Linked DNA regions of Homo sapiens: region 1 is linked to region 2. Evidence: chromatin loops called from intact Hi-C (ENCODE). Cell type or tissue: B cell. All regions are shown on one strand.

What was found. A loop is a pair of places that touch in the nucleus more often than their neighbours do. Peaks named below come from ENCODE experiments on the same cell type or tissue, not always from the same donor. Only the 100,000 strongest peaks of a DNase experiment are listed, where the experiment ranks them.
Region 1: a loop joins it to region 2, with 3 times the contacts of the local background. A loop is called at or near these places in 3 of 110 quality-filtered maps.

What each region holds. Positions count from the first base shown.
Region 1 is chr3:108,318,063-108,326,062 of GRCh38, forward strand. All of the region lies in intron 2 of HHLA2 (HHLA2 member of B7 family), which reads left to right. It also overlaps the pseudogene HNRNPA1P17. Among named protein-coding and RNA genes, the nearest start is that of HHLA2, 26 kb to the left of the region's middle. In B cell, a CTCF peak has its summit at 4,500; a DNase peak (open chromatin) is centred at 4,479.
Region 2 is chr3:108,058,263-108,066,262 of GRCh38, forward strand. It overlaps CD47 (CD47 molecule), which reads right to left. Exons shown (of 11, transcript NM_001777.4): 4 at 2,483-2,590; 5 at 1,190-1,282; 6 at 75-167. Among named protein-coding and RNA genes, the nearest start is that of CD47, 29 kb to the right of the region's middle. In B cell, no CTCF peak of the experiment used is centred here; a DNase peak (open chromatin) is centred at 4,029; H3K27ac peaks cover 4,546 bases.

The sequences.
Region 1 (8,000 bases), 260 kb after region 2:
CCCAGCTACTCAGGAGGCTGAGGCAGGAGAATCACTTGAACCAAGGAGGCTGAGGTTGCAGTGAGCTGAGATCATGCCACTGCACTCCAGCCTGGGTGACAGAGTGAGACTCCATCTCAAAAAAAAAAAAAAAAATTCAATATTAGCTTTGACTGTAGCCAATTTTGAATTTGGTCCTTATGGAGCAATATTTTTCTTCAGACCTCACTATAAAGCAGAATAGAATGGTTCTAGACAATAACTTTTCATGGAGGGTATAGCCAGTCATCATCAATGGCCATGGATAAAATCCTAACTAAAAATTCCACTTTGACAAACATGGTCTCCTAAATATGTCTACCAGGATGCATTAGCTGCAAAGTGCATCCATCCATGGGTTACAGGGTAAACTGACCTTCTCTATGGAGTTCTCTTATAATTCACCAGTTATATTGGAAACTATGCTGAAAACAATGCCTGCACTTAGCTAATGCTCAGTCTAATTCCTGGAAATAAAAAATCACCCAAATTATTTTCCTTTTCCCCCAACATCTTTTTCTTCGTATTATACTAATTCATGTTCATTGAGGAAAAATTAGAAAATGGAGAAGAAAAAAAAATCACAACTCTATCATGTAAAGAAACAATACTAACATTTTACTCATGCTGTCAAATATTTTCCTACCCACATATATTTTGCCTGTGTCTGTCTTTAAGCTATAAGTTGTGTTGATCCTGCTTCTTACAACCTACTTTAGATCAGCTTTACTTCCATCCTACACCATATGGAAGTGCATTCTCCAAGATTCCTGGAATTCCCCAGAGATTCATATTTATCTTTGTCTCTTTGTCAACATTGGTTATGACATCTCATTTCTTTCATTTTGTAGCTATTTCCTTTTCTCCACTTCGCAAATAGCTCCATTCTCCCCAAACACATACAATATCACTCACAAGGTAGCTCTAAGTTCTTTGGCCACTGACTACCTTGTTCCTATGCTCTTTCTCTGTTCCTTCTCTCTTCTCTCCTTCCCACATCCGAAATTCCTGTTTATTTCTTATTTATGGTACCTTAGGAACATGCCTTGATGAGATAGTTCAGAATATGAGGGCCTGGGTGGGAAAGAGGCAAAGACCCTAAAAGAAACCATAGTGATAGCTAGTAAAATACTTTTTTTTTTTTCTCACACCACATCATGTACTTGACTTAAAGAAGGAAAATAGAGTCATATGACTTTGGCATACAACTTCTCCATTGGTCAGGCTGAAGCTTTCTTGGAACCCCACTCTAATCTGAGACTCTTCCCACTTGATCTTCCTTCCTTCCTCGACTCTTTTCAAGTGTTAGAACTTTATTATGATCTTAAGCTTCTTCTTGCCTTCTTCAGCTCCTTCTCCTTGTCCTTCTTGAATATTCTACCAATAAATCTTCTGCAATAATTCTGTCTTGGCATCTGCTTCTCTGAAGAACCCAAAATAATACACACACACACATTTACCAAGTGACCATAAAGAGTCACAAAACCTGTTCTTGCAAAACTTGGTGATGTGCCAAGCTCGTTTCTTTTAGGTACTTGAAGTTCCTTTCATGACAAGTTTACTAGAGGCAGACACTAAAATATTCTAGTGCTAACTGCTCTTGCGGTTTCTATCATACTCCTATTAATGCAAGAGCAGATGTGCTTGTACATTTTTCCAACAATAAAATATTTTGAGTATCTCTTTTGCTAGTTAGCAAACCCGATACTGATGGAGTTAGTTCTCATTGAAGCACTTGCAGTAGCTGCTTCTAAAGCACAGATTTGTGGAGTGCTTGCTCTGAATAGGATTCTTCAGATATCAACTAACCATCCCTGTGGAGCAGATTCGCCCCGTGCATGCATGTACATATCACATAGCCTATGCATATTTGAAATAAATTTCAGTATAATGTCGACTTTACCCATGACAGTAAACAACAGCATGTCATGACTGCATAATGGTCAATTGCATGAATATCCCACTTATTTTAATAAATTCTGCAAGATAGGTTATTTTGGGCTCCTAAGTTTTCACTGTTTCTGATTTAGCAAATCTGTATACTTTGCAGTGTCCAACTTTTCATAGACTATTTCCTAGAAGAATTATTGGCTTAAAAAGCATGGCCAATTTTAAGGTTTTTGATATTTGTTGCCAAGAAGTCAGCCAGGAAGTTTGTTCCAATTTACACTTGAACCATTTCTATATGAGTAGGCTTATTTCTTTTCCTTTTATTTTCTGCATGTGAAATTATGTGTAAAATGTACAGTCCAAAGAACAACAGAAAAAAACCTAACCCTTGAATCCTCCACCAAGGTTATGAAATAGAATTTATTAAGTTGGTGCAAAAGCAATTGCGGTTTTTGTCATGACTTTTAATGGCAAAGACCACGATTACTTTTGCACCAACCTAATAGAATCCTCCTGCATTTGCTGATTCTCATCATACTTCTTCATGCCTCCCCTCTTCACAGGTAAATCATCTAGAATTTAGGGTTATGCATTCCCTTGGTTTTCTTCATAGTTTTCATAGTTAAATGATAGAGTGTGTGTGTATATATAACTATTTGTAGTCCTAAATATTATATAGATTTTTTAAATGTGGGCGGCAAATACAAAGCTAGTTGTGTGAGGAGGGTATGGTCACCGCTGTTAGGTAAAGTTGTCTAGGACAAGATGAACTTGCAGTCTTCTGCATCCTGGGACTTTATAAGGGGGCTTTCTGGTATATTCAGAGGGAGAGACCATGAAGCTCACCACAGTCCATACATTTGCAAGGACTGTAATGCAAAGCAGGTACTAACCACGTGATCAGTGGGAGTGGCATGAATTACCCTGGGTTTCTTGCTGCTAAGCTTGTTCCAGCTCGCAGAAGTCAGTGATAACAGAACACTTTGGCAGAATGAATAAATGTCCACAGTTGATTTAGGCAGCAGGACCTGGAAGAAAGAATAAGGAATTTATTAGCAAATTGTCAAGATCACTAGATTCGTATCCGGGCCAGTCTCACCAGAACATTTCTCCAGGTGTTTAAAAAAAAAAAAAAAAAAAAAGACTGTGCCAAAGCAGTGGGGATCATGGTTCTAACAGGCAGAGGCATGTCCATTTAGACTCACTCCTCTCCAGTCTGGTCCAGATTCCAGCTAGCATTTTGGAATGTCTGTTCACCATCCTCCTAGGAATCCCTTGACTCCTCTTCTATTTTGAACTAATTTTCTGTATCACGTTGTCGTCTTTATTGGTTTATACTCTTATTTTGGTGGAGCACATTTTCCCATAGCTTCTTGAAAAGAGAGGATGGGTAATACATTTATTTTGTTTTTGAGATAGTGCATGTCTGAAAATGTCATTCTGCCCTCCCGTTTGGGAGTTTGACCATACTTGCAAGTTACAAGTAATTTTTCTTTAGAATTCTGGATGTGGTTGCGTTTTCTTTTTGCTGGCAAGTCATGCTGTTGCAAAGTCTGAAGCCACTATGATTCCTGGCCCTTTCTATTAGCTTTTTTCTCCTGGAAGTTGATGGACTCTTCTTTTTCCCTAGTTTTCTGAAATTTCAAAATGGAGTATCTTTGTGTGAATGCTTTCATCCACCACTTTTATTCAGTAAGCTTTTTTTCAGTAATAGCAATTCATTTATTATTCTGGAAAATTTTCTTAAATACTTTTGTTTTCTACCCTGTTTCCTGTTTTCTCTTTTTCTCTAGATTTTTTAGAGTTGTCACCTGATTTTAAAAATCTTTTTTGCTTATTTTCTGCCTCTGTGTCTATTTACTGTCTAGGAGACAGTCTCTACTTTATTTTCTAACCCTGTTAATGACTTCTGCTCTTATGTTCTCAATTCCAAGATGTCTTTTCTGTTAATTTCTTATGCCATTCTGTTCCTTTTTTATGAATGTAACTTTTTCTTATCTCTCTGAAGATGTTAGTTATAGTTTTATTTCATTTGTTTTTGTTGATTTTCACCCTCGCTTGCTTGCATATTTTTATTTACTCCAGGATGTCTTTTTGTAAGGGAGGTTGGTTTCATTTATTTCTGTCTTCTGTGACAGCTTTCCTCAGGGTATCTGGTAATCCCTCAATGTCTGCTTAACATTAAGAATGAGGGAAGCTTATTGGAGGCTCTAAGAGCTCGGACTGTGGGCCATGCCTCTCAGGCGGAAGTCACTGGAGGGTGATACAGGCTGGGTCTCTGTGTTCAGCATTAGATATCTGTTTGATAAATTAGTCTTAACCTCTACCTTAACTCTAATCTGTGCCTGGACCATCAATTCAGACATTATTATGCTTTGTTTCTCCATGGATTTCTCCAAAGAAAGGGGCAATTGTTCAGTAAAGTGGAGTGCAGGAGAGAATCTAGGGGGTTTAACTTCTTAAATCGTTTAAGAGTCTGACTCCATTTTTATCTTTGACTGCTGAGAGCTTTCATGCCCACCTCCTCTTTCCTCTTCTGCCTCATATTTGAGCAAGTTGGTAAGAAAGCTGGTGCTGCCCCCTGGACACAGCAGAAAGTTCAACCTATGTGGGGGAGTGGATTTTCCCTCATCCAACCGCCTATCTATGATAAAAACCAAGTCTACTTATTCTCATTCTTGCTTTCGAAACGTTCTCAAGCTCATTCCAGACTAGCCTGGGTGTTGTCCCACTATGTTTAGAAAGTTCCATGATGTAATACAATGTGTTCTCACCTCTTGGTGTGTACATGGCGTCATCAGTCAGGACGTCTCACCTATTAATTGGGAGGGGTTCATCCCACCTGCATTGGATGGCTGTAAGAAATAGCTTTCCTATGAGGTTTTCTTATCTTAGTCTTTTTCTTTTTTTTCCATTACCAGTTCCAAAGCAGTTCCTATGTCTTTTGAGTACTATATGGTACAAGTTGGTGGACTTTCACATTTTCCCATTAACTACAGATTCATTTTCTTGGGTTTACTAAGTCAGTTACTACTTGCCCATTTTTCTCTAGTTTCCAAATTTTTGCTGACTTTTTTGTTTGTTTGTTTGTTTGTTTTGACCTCACCTCTTTTTCTGCTTTATCCATTTCTTAAAAAACAAAAACAATCCTTCCCATAGTGGGGGGGTCTGTGGTTGGGGGGCAGTGAGGTGGGGATGGTTAATGGAATAGAAAGAATGAATAAGACCTACTATTTGGTAACACAACAGGGCGGCTATAGTCAATAACTTAATTGTACAATTTTAAGTAACTGAAAGAGTATAATTGGATTGTTTTTAACTCAAAGGATAATTGCTTGAGGGGATGGATACCCCTATTCTCCATGATGTGCTTATTTCACATGCATGCCTGTATCAAAACTTCTCATGTACCCCATAAATATATATACCTACTGTGTACCCATAAAAATTTAAAAAATTTGAAAAGAAAAATCCCTTCCCTAAATTTTTATTGAGTTAAGGAGATAAGAAACAAAATTATAAACATGTATTTAAGCTGCTGTCTTTACCCAGAAATCCTGAGTGGGCTCATCTCTTCACACCTTGTCAACAATGGGTGCTTTTCTCATTTATTTAGTAAATGGATTTCCCTGAAATCCGTACTATGTTCTAATTGCTTTGACAACTGAGATTATTCATATTATTGGATTCTGGTCTAAACTACTTGTTCATATAACTAAAAGCCTAAAGGACAATTTCATGATTTGTGGCAGATTCTCACATTTAGCCATTTGGTTTACCCTAAATTTGCTTCCATTTTTTAGTAGTGCTCTATTGTAATGCAGATGGAAAACATCACAATGTTCTAGAAGGGAACTGAAATGAAAATGAATTATCTATACCTATCTCCACTCCACTTATGTAAGGGAAATTGAAAGATAATCACTTCATGGGTATCCATTTAAAATAAAAGCCACTTTTCTTTTCTTATTGCTTGTGAAAATTCAACCCATCTTTTGAACAAATTTAGCAGTGATTTACAATTTTTGGTTAAAAATGCCAGACTTAAGATTTCAAAATGCACTCCTTTGTTAGAAAACAATGATTTCATCAAATGGTAACCCTACTTTGTCTTAATAGTTAATTCACAGGTTGGTGAATCTATTTATTATTAAATGTAATTCAAAGGTTATTTTCACAGTAAAAGCATACAGATAAAAATTAGCCCCTTCTCATAAATACCAGAGTCCTAGTCTCCCCTCTCAGAGGCAGTGGACTACATTAAATTTATTATTACATACGTTTTGAGAAATTATTTATGTGAATACAAGCATATATATGAATATGTAAGCTTTTTTCATATAACAAGAGCATTTTTGCTGTTCCATGCCTTATTTTATTAACTGTACATTTCTGAAGATTTGACTGTATCAGCACATTTAGATCTTCCTTATACTTTTAATATTTTTGTGAAAATAGAATAAATACAGAGAAGTGCACAAAACATAGCTAAATGAATCAACACAAAACAAAAGCCCACAAGATAACCACCTGGTTTGCCAGGCAATCAAGCACTCCTAGGCTTTCACAAGGCTCCTTCATGTCCCCTCCAAGTCACTACCTTCTCTGTCTCTGTCAAAGGAAAATACTTTCTAGCTTCTAGCTTCTATGGTAATCCTGTCCTTGCTTTTCTTTAGTGTTATACCTAGGTGTACATCCTTAAACAGTACAGTTAAGTTTTGCCTGTTTTCAGAATGTCAGGTAATTCAAATCATACAGTAGGAGTTATTTTGTGTCTGACTTACTCCGTGCTTTCTATTCATCTCATCTATTCTAGGGCTTTTATATGCTCTAAATTTTTCCTTCTTTCTGGGCCTTGCTGCAAATTTGTAATTCTGTTTCTCCCCCTACCTCTTTAGAAGTTATGCATTCTATAGTTCTTTTACTTGTGAACCACCAAATTATGATATACTTCATTGGTTCTTAAAACCTTACATTAATTGGTATTTTATACTTTTCATGGGCAATGAAAAGATTCTATATTCCTTTCAGACATCTCACTTTTTTTTAGCCCCTTCTAAAGTCTTAAGCCATTATTAGGTACTTTAATTCTGTCTTTAATCTGTATTTAAAATATGAATGTCAGTGTGTTTTATTTATGTTTAAAATTTATATATTTAAAATCTTATTATTGTCATTAGTCTCATTTATTTTTTAGAAAGACATTTATTCAGTGTCATGACCAGACTATTACATTTAGAAATAAACAGCATGGGTGCAAAAAACAAAAAAAAACTATGTTAAAACCCTTTGATGGAATGCTTTAAACGTTCCACAAACAGAAACTAAAATAACCTCTAATGCAATTAGTCACAAATATAGTTCTTCAGTTTTTTGCCCATGCATATGAGTATTGTCTTAAATGTGTCATCTTTGTAGCAGGTAGGCCTTGCCACCACTGTGCTTGGCTGAATTCACAAATCTGTTGTAACCTGTACCTCCCCTGTCACTTCTCTGGCTCTCCTCTCCTGTTAAGCTTTGCTTCCTGGCAGTAATTAAAACCTTCTGCTACTATTGCTACTGGAACCATCATAGCCATCTTGGTTTTGTAGTTTGGCAAAGTATTGGCCTCCCCCACCATAGGAACTAGAGTTTCTGCCTCCAAAGTTCCCTCCCTTCGTAGGCCCAAAATTTGAAGATTGATTATTGTAATTGCCAAAAATCGTTATAGCTTTCTCTACCTTCAAAATTGTTTCTATCTACCAAATCCATTATAGCCGTGCCCGCAGCCACCATATCTACGATCACCACGGCTGCCACCAAAGCCACCACAACCATTGAAGTTTCCTCTACTACCAAAGTTGTCATTCCTACCAAAACTACCTCCACGACCACCACTCACATCTCTAGAACTACTTTGACCTCTTTGGCTGGATGAAGCACTAGCCATCTCTTGCTTCAATAAGGCTTTCCTTATTTCATGATTGTGGCCATTCACAGGATGGTATTTCTGAATGACAGTATTATCCAGGGAGTCATGGTCATCAAAAGTTATGAAAGCAAAGCCCCTCTTCTTGCCACTGCCTCAGTCAGTCATGATTTCAGTCACTTTA
Region 2 (8,000 bases):
AAAGAAAAAGAAAAAGGAAGAAGAGCTCTGTCCAAAAGTAACCCAAATTAGGTCTACAGAAAGATGACTCTTACCCGCAATACAGAGACTCAGTCCAACCACAGCGAGGATATAGGCTATCACCTGAATAACCAATATGGCAATGACGAAGGAGGTTAATCCAATCGCTGGAGGAAGGAAAAGGATGTAACAGAAGCATGTCAAGAGTATTTAAAAAGCAATAACTTCCACTTGCATTTGGTATAATCAGGGATCTCCTAAGACCAAAGACTGACTCTGGAGTTCATTGTTTGACGGTAGATGTTAACTCAGTGATCTAACCCTTCCACACAAGTAGTCAGCTCCAAATTCACACATTCGGCAGCCTTTAATTTTCACAGTCAGCTAAGCTGGACTGGAAGTTTTTACCCTAAATCTTAGAACAATGCTGCTTTTACCACACTTGTGCATTTTACAATATGAATGGCTATTATGAATGTCTTCTCCACATGCACATGGAATTGCTCTTGCTGAGGGAACCATTATGCAAATACCTGACTGTAAACATCATGCTCTCTATCTCTAGATGTCATTTTATAACAAACTAATACCTTTCCAATGTACAACGAGCCAGAGATAGGCTCTAAGACCAAGTGTTAAATGTGACTCTTTAATAGTAATAACTAAATATGGTAGTGATCTACTTTCAAAATGCAGTGAAAATGATACTGATTATAGTTTGGATTTCCATACCATCTCTTAAAACTACAGTATTAAGGTTTGCTAATAATTAAAACAAATATGTTTCTACTATTTGTGATTCATAATTCCATTTTATAGAACCAGTCTTCTTAATGCAGAAGCAGAAGCTTAGCAAAAGAAGAGAAAGACTGCGTTTAACATCCACTTATAACTTCAAAAAACTGAAATTAGAATATGAAAATAATCATTAAGAAGTTATATGGCATAATTTAAAATTATGCTGATTGGCATCAAATACATATGAAAGTCACTTTTTACAAAACAGCTAACCTAGAATAACCTTAAAATTAATATGAATGGGAAAATGTCACTAAGAATAGCATGAAAAATCTTTTAATAAACCTACTCTTATTGAGTTGTAAAAAATTTATATGAGCATTTTCACCAAAACTGCTGTTTTGTAAATGAAAAAGGTAGACAAAATCATACTGTAACAATGAAAACTCACCTGTACTAAACACATAGTAGTGAAGTAATATTAATATCCCTGTAGAAGTCACAATTAAACCAAGGCCAGTAGCATTCTTTAATGAATATTCACCTGTCAATAAATAAAAACATTTAAAATATTTTCCTACATACTTTTTAAATGTACTAATCTAAATTCTGTGCTTGACAACTGTGAAAATTTTAAAAATATACGTTTCCCTGAAAACCTCACACAAAATTAGTGACTATTTTTTGATTAAGACCAAACTTAAGACATCTAAATCTCAACATTTAAGTTTCAACATGCTGAAACCTTGAATTGGCTCTGCCTCCTTCTTAACTAGTTTACAGAATTCCAGTGAGAAACTGTGTATTCATCTTTTACTGTTCCCTTCATCTGCTGTATTCAGTATGCCCCAAAGTCAAATCAATTGTTCCTTCAAGTTGTCTTCTGAATTCACCTCCTTCTTCCTGCTGTCTTCACTAACTTCAGATACCAATAGAGCTGCCAAGCCCATGTTCCTAAATATTACACCTGCACTGCATTCTTCTCCACAAACGATGGTGTGCTATAGTTATTAGGTTGAGTCCCAGCCTTCCTTTGCTTTTCTTTACATGTGCTACATATCCTCATTTCCCACTCACATTCCCATCCTCCAAATGCAACTGCCAATTTCCAGACTTGGTTCCCACATTCATTCTACTTTCATGTCTTGGCCAATGAAGTTTGCCTCTGTAGTGAGTTGAATGATGGCCCTAAAATTATTTCTACCTCCTAATCCCTAAAACCTGTGAATATTACCTAATACAGCAAAAGAGTGAATACTGCATTATATGGCAAAAGATATGATGAAGTTAAGGATCTGAAAGGAGGAGCTTACCCTGGATTATATGAGTGGGCTCTAATTCCAATGACAAATGTGCTCATAAGAGAGAGGCTGAGGGAGATTTAACAAAAACACAGAGGCAAAGACATAGAGGAAGGAGGAGGCAATGTGACCAGAGAGGCAGAGGGTGGAGTTATGCTGCCGCAAACTAAGGAATGATAAACACTGTCATTCTTCAGCAAATTCCAGAAGCTAGAAGAGCCAAGAAATGGATTCTTCCATACAGCCTTGAGAGGGAGTGTGGCCCTGATGACGTCCTGATTTCAGACTTATGGCCTCCAGCATGGAAAGGGAATTGCTATTGTTTAAGCCACCCAGTTTGTGGTCATCTGTTCCAACAGCCCTAGGAAACTAATGCAGCCCTCCTCACCTTGGAATGCACTCATCTACCTCCTGCGTTCCTGCCTAGGAACTGCACATCTTACCTGGGACGAAAAGAATGGCTCCAACAATGACAATGACAGTGATCACTAGTCCAGCAACAAGTAAAGCAATTGTTTTCTCATCCATACCACCGGATCTATATTTAAGTGCTTAAAAAAGAAAAACAAAGAATTATATGAACTCAATCACAAGTGAAGCCATTTTAATAACTTGTAAGGTACAGAGACAAACTGACAGAAGTACTATAATGTAATAACTTATGAGGAACAACTCCTTAATATCATCAAGTCACCTCACATCTCTTTCATAAGCAAATGGATAACGTCACGGCAGTATAAATATGGATGGTGAATTTATAGGTGACACCTTATTTTCCTACACTAACAAATGAGGTTCTATACATCAGTCTTTCTCGGTTGATGTATTACTAATAAATTGAGCTAGATAAGTTTTTGGGGGGAGGGGGGACACTGCTCTGCATAATATAGAATGTTGAGGAGCATCCCTGGCCTCTACATACTAGATGCTAGTAACTAGATGCCAGTTATGTTAATCAAACTGTTTTCAGACATTGTCAATGCCCCCGATGAGCAAAACCACTCCAAGTGACAACACAACACTGATGTACATAATACTAATGGGAAATAATGGGTTAATTAACAATATTGAGAAAAAGAGAATTTTGTCCTACCTTATAAAAAATTAGTAAACAATCTGGAAATCTAGTTATTTTGTTTTGAAAAAAATGACAGAATAAAACTGGGCAGATTACACCCTTGTGAAATCCTGATGAAGAAAAAAAGCTTAAATTGTTCAATTAAAATATTTTAATAAAAATAAACTGCAAAGACTCAATGGGATTCATCATACATGTTATTGTTTCTGCTGCTAGCTCCACTGTCAAGTATCTCATACCTTCTCTGAAAGAATGGAATGGGTCAATCTGCGAATATTAGTTCTTTTACTATATATGAATCTTTTAAATTTTGGTTAATATTGAAGTTGATTTTTTCACCAAGGAAGTTGTTTAAGGCAACCTAAAAGCAAACTGAGTAGCGGAAAGAAACAGCGTGTGATTGAAATGCTGCTGTGTGTCATCCACATAGAGATAGTCTCCATGACAGTAATCAATTGGTGGCTGTCATGAAGGGGAAAATATTTTAAATGTTATATTTAGCATTTAGTTTTTTTTCTTCTACAGTGACAAACATTAAATAAAGTAAAAGCAATAAATAAGCCCCTAAATGATTGTGATAAAAATCTATGTTTAAGGTATATGACAGGTACCTAAATATTTCTGGAATTTCTATCTACCCATAATTTATAACCTCAATTTTAGTCTCTTTATGGGGAGATAAGTCCTAAGCAATAAATAACCAATTTATTAATGTGGATTTCAGTTACACAGTTGAGTAACTGAAATCCACATTAATCAGAGAAGAGAAACCCATATTAATCAGAAAACATCCTATGGCAAGTTCCCCAAGTTTTTATTTGATTCATTACTTCCGCCCAGCCCTGGACTTATGTGTCTAATACTCAGTCATAGCCTTGCCTTCTTATAAGGCACAGAGTTTTCATAACTTCCCTATTTTCTAGGCTCAAATGCTGGCTAGAATGAAACTGAGTGTATAAGTCACAAAAGGCACATACACAGAAAAAGGAACTTTCTCTAGACATATGTCACATTTTCCATTTTAATCCCATATATATTGTTATCTAAATAGAGCTTGAAAGTTCTGCAAAGGGTTATAAAGTAGAAGCTGTTTCAAATGCACCTCACAGTCAATCAAACATTCATAAGAAACTCTTCCAGGTTTAAGTCAATGCATAAAAAAGCTACTAAGATCAAGCAACAAGAATTTGCCTTAGAGTACAGTATAATTTCATGGAAAAAGGTTGACTTATGTTCTTCTTCTATATTTTTCTTTTTCTTTTCTTTTTTTTTTTTTTTGGAGACAGAGTCTCTCACTCCGTTACCCAGGCTGGAGTGCAGTGGCACAATCTCGGCTCACTGCAAACTCTGCCTCCCAGGTTCAATGATTCTCCTGCCTCAGCCTCCCGAGTAGCTGGGACTACAGGCATGCGCCACCAGGCCTGGCTAATTTTTGAATTCTTTTTTTTTTTTTTTTAGTAGAGACGGGGTTTCACATTGTTGGCCAGGCTGATCTCGAGCTCCTTACCTCATGATCCACCTGCCACGGCCTCCCAAAGTGCTGGGATTACAGGTGTGAGCCACCATGCCTGGTGACTTACATCCTTCTTAACAAAAATAAGAGTTTGAATCTCATATAAAATTTATCCTCTTAAGGCTTAGAAGAGCTGTTATAGGAGAAAACAGTGCAAACAATAGCAACAAAAATAAAACATCACAAAATACTACCATAGACAGGGTTCCACCATAAAATGGTCCGTCTCTCTTTGAGTATAAGTACACTATATATTGAAAGTAGTTTTGGTTCCTGTTGATTAGTTCAACTACTACTTATTTTCCAGGCCACCTTAAACTTTTCCTTAAATTAAGTAGCCATTTCCAACAAATACACATGTTGAGGATCCCAAGTGTGAAAAAATCTGAAATCCAAAACACTTCTGGTCCCAGGCATTCTGGATAACGGACACTCCACCTGTCTCTGTGGGGTCTACTAATGAAAGAGTATCTCCAGGTTTTCTTCAGTGAATCTTCAGAAAGAGTTTCTTTTGGCTCATTTTCTTTGCTCACATGGTCACATTTCAGCAGGTACCACAGCTAATGTGGGGTAGGTATCTTGTTGCTAGCCCAGTCGTCAAATTTCTCAGTATAGTGAAAGGGCAAGGAATTTGATATAATAGATGCCATAGAACCCAATAACCTCAAGGATCTCTTATTGATCTTTTCTTGTCCTTCAGTAAGTGGATTTATCCTTATTTATTGAATGTATCAAAACATTAAATGCAGCAAAAAAAATAAATTCAAGTAATTCTCCACTTAGCATTAAGATAAAAATAACTCAATGTGTTGTTAACAGCAGGCTCTTATCAAATTTTCTAGTATGACTTTCAGACGGCTTGGCAAGGCAATCTATGTAATTTTTAAAATCTGCATGCTCTTAAGGATTACCCTCAGCTACAACTACTGAAATCAATACACAAAATAAAGTACATGAGAAATAACAGTAATTACATGCTTAACAAAAAATGTATAACCTTAGTGCTCAGCCTGACACAGGAATACCAAGTATCAGGGGAGACAATATAACATTTTTGTGAACAAATTAGGTATTCTAAAATTTTCTTTTATATGTTCTATAAAATAATTAGTAACCAAAAGCAGGCTACTTCTAAGAAATCTGTTGGGTTGGTTCATTCATCTGTTCTACAAATATTTACTGTGTACCTACAATGTACCAGCCCCTTTTGCTAGTCTAAATCAAGGAACAAGTAGATTACTTTATTTGACAATAATTGATTGAGCACTATCCATCTATATGACTATCACTATTCTAAATGCTGACAGTGAACACGAAAAGCAAACACAAGGCCTGCCTCAAGGCCCTTACATTCTAATGGGTGAGTGTGTGTGTTTGAGGGGAGGGGGGTGTGAGTGATGAGTATGTTACTCCCAAAACTTCTTTCCCAGTTAAAGAGATGGTGAAGGCCTACTCTACTCTAAGAAAATTCCTTTATGCATTTAATCTTTCAAATTCATGCAGATGAAGCAATGACATGTCCCTCTAGCCACCTGAAAAAACAGCTAATGTTATGAATGGACAAGAAGGTTTTCTGATTTTGTGACCAATAGACAGCACATACAAGATAAAATGCAGGTTGTGACTGATGAAATCTAATGAAATTACCAAGTCAACTTGGGGATAAAATCAAGTCTATCATGCTAAGTTTCCATGACACCCCAAAGACTGGATTTGACACACCCATATAGGCTCACACAGACTGCAGTCCATCCAACAAAACCCAAAACCCAAGAATTTAATGCCTGCCCAAAGACATGACATTTGGAGTGATTGGTAAGTAAGCAGAGAGACAGGAAGGCTTACCAGGCTGATGCGTATCAGACTAAGAATAAATCATAAAGAAAGATGGGTTTGATTTCATTATTACAGTGCTGTTTTCTGATAACTCTAGGAAAGTAATTTTAGAATATATTTGGTGTCTGTTGAGCTGTAAATGAATATTGTTTTCAGTGCAGAATAAAGCACATCAGACACCTTTACACATAAAATTACAATTTCATTTTTTAAATTGTTTAAATTTAAATTACTATTTTTCAAGTATCTAATACACTTATTTAACACACACATGCATACACAAATGAAAGCTTCTGAAACTGGTACTGGAAAAAAATGAACATTAATACCAATTATAAAATTACTTGACAGAAGACAAGTTAAATCATTTTATAATAATCTCCATACACTATCCAACTTGCTCTAATGAAACAATTTTGTCACAATGAATACTGACTAGACATCAGTCTATAGGACAGAGATAAAAGAGTCCAGGCTTTGTGCATCAAGTACTTTGAACATAAAAGATGAAAGAAGAGGATGTCCAACAGACCAAACTTCCTTTTTTTCATTATCAACTTTCCCTGCCTTGTGGATTTCACAATTTTTGAGTATATGGAGAAGGTTGTGATGTCTGGATTTGGAAAGGGTCAAGGGATTTCTACAAAAGAGTAAAATGCTGAGCTATAGATTTGTTCAATTCCTCCTACAATAAAATCAGCACATAAGCACATTATTTAATAACAGAATGTGATCATTATATGGACAGGACCAAGGGAAAGCACTGGGAGTTCAAGATTATTGAACAGAATTCACTGTAAGGGGCCATGCATGGTGGCTAATGCCTGTAATCTCAGCACTTTGGGAGGCCGAGACAGACGGATCACGAGGTCAGGAGTTCGAGACCAGCCTGGCCAATATGGTGAAACCCCATCACTACTAAAAATACAAAAATTACCCAGGCATGGTGGTGCACGCCAGTAGCCTGTAGCTACTCGGGAGGCTGAGACAGAAGAATCGCTTGAACCTGGGAGGCGGAGGTTGCAGTGAGCCGAGATCACGCCACTGCACTCCAGCCTGGGCAACAGAGCGAGACTCCGTCTCAAAAAAAAAAAAAAAAAAAAAAAAAAAAAAAAAGAATTCACAGTAAACTTAATAACAAAGTCTTATTACCAGGGGCCATCAACCAGGTCACAGAATGATTCTTTGTGATAATATTTATTGTATATTTTACTTTCTTGGATGGAAATTTCCTAGTCCAAGATAGGCTATGTCTTCACTTTTTCAGAATAATTTTTCTAATCTATGAAGAAATTTCCTGTTCCATTACTTATTTTAAATATGCTTTCATGGCTGAATTACTTTCATTATTAAGCTGTCCTCAAGTCAAAACTCAAGGACTTGGTAGGATCTCAAGGTAGTGTAATGAGAACTTTTTTCCTTGAATTTTCTAACAATGATTTCTACAGGAACATCTACTCAAAGACATCTGAGCCGTAACCAAAATCTCTGTGGAGTAATTTTGAGCAGGGAGGGGAAAGTTGAAAAAAAAAAA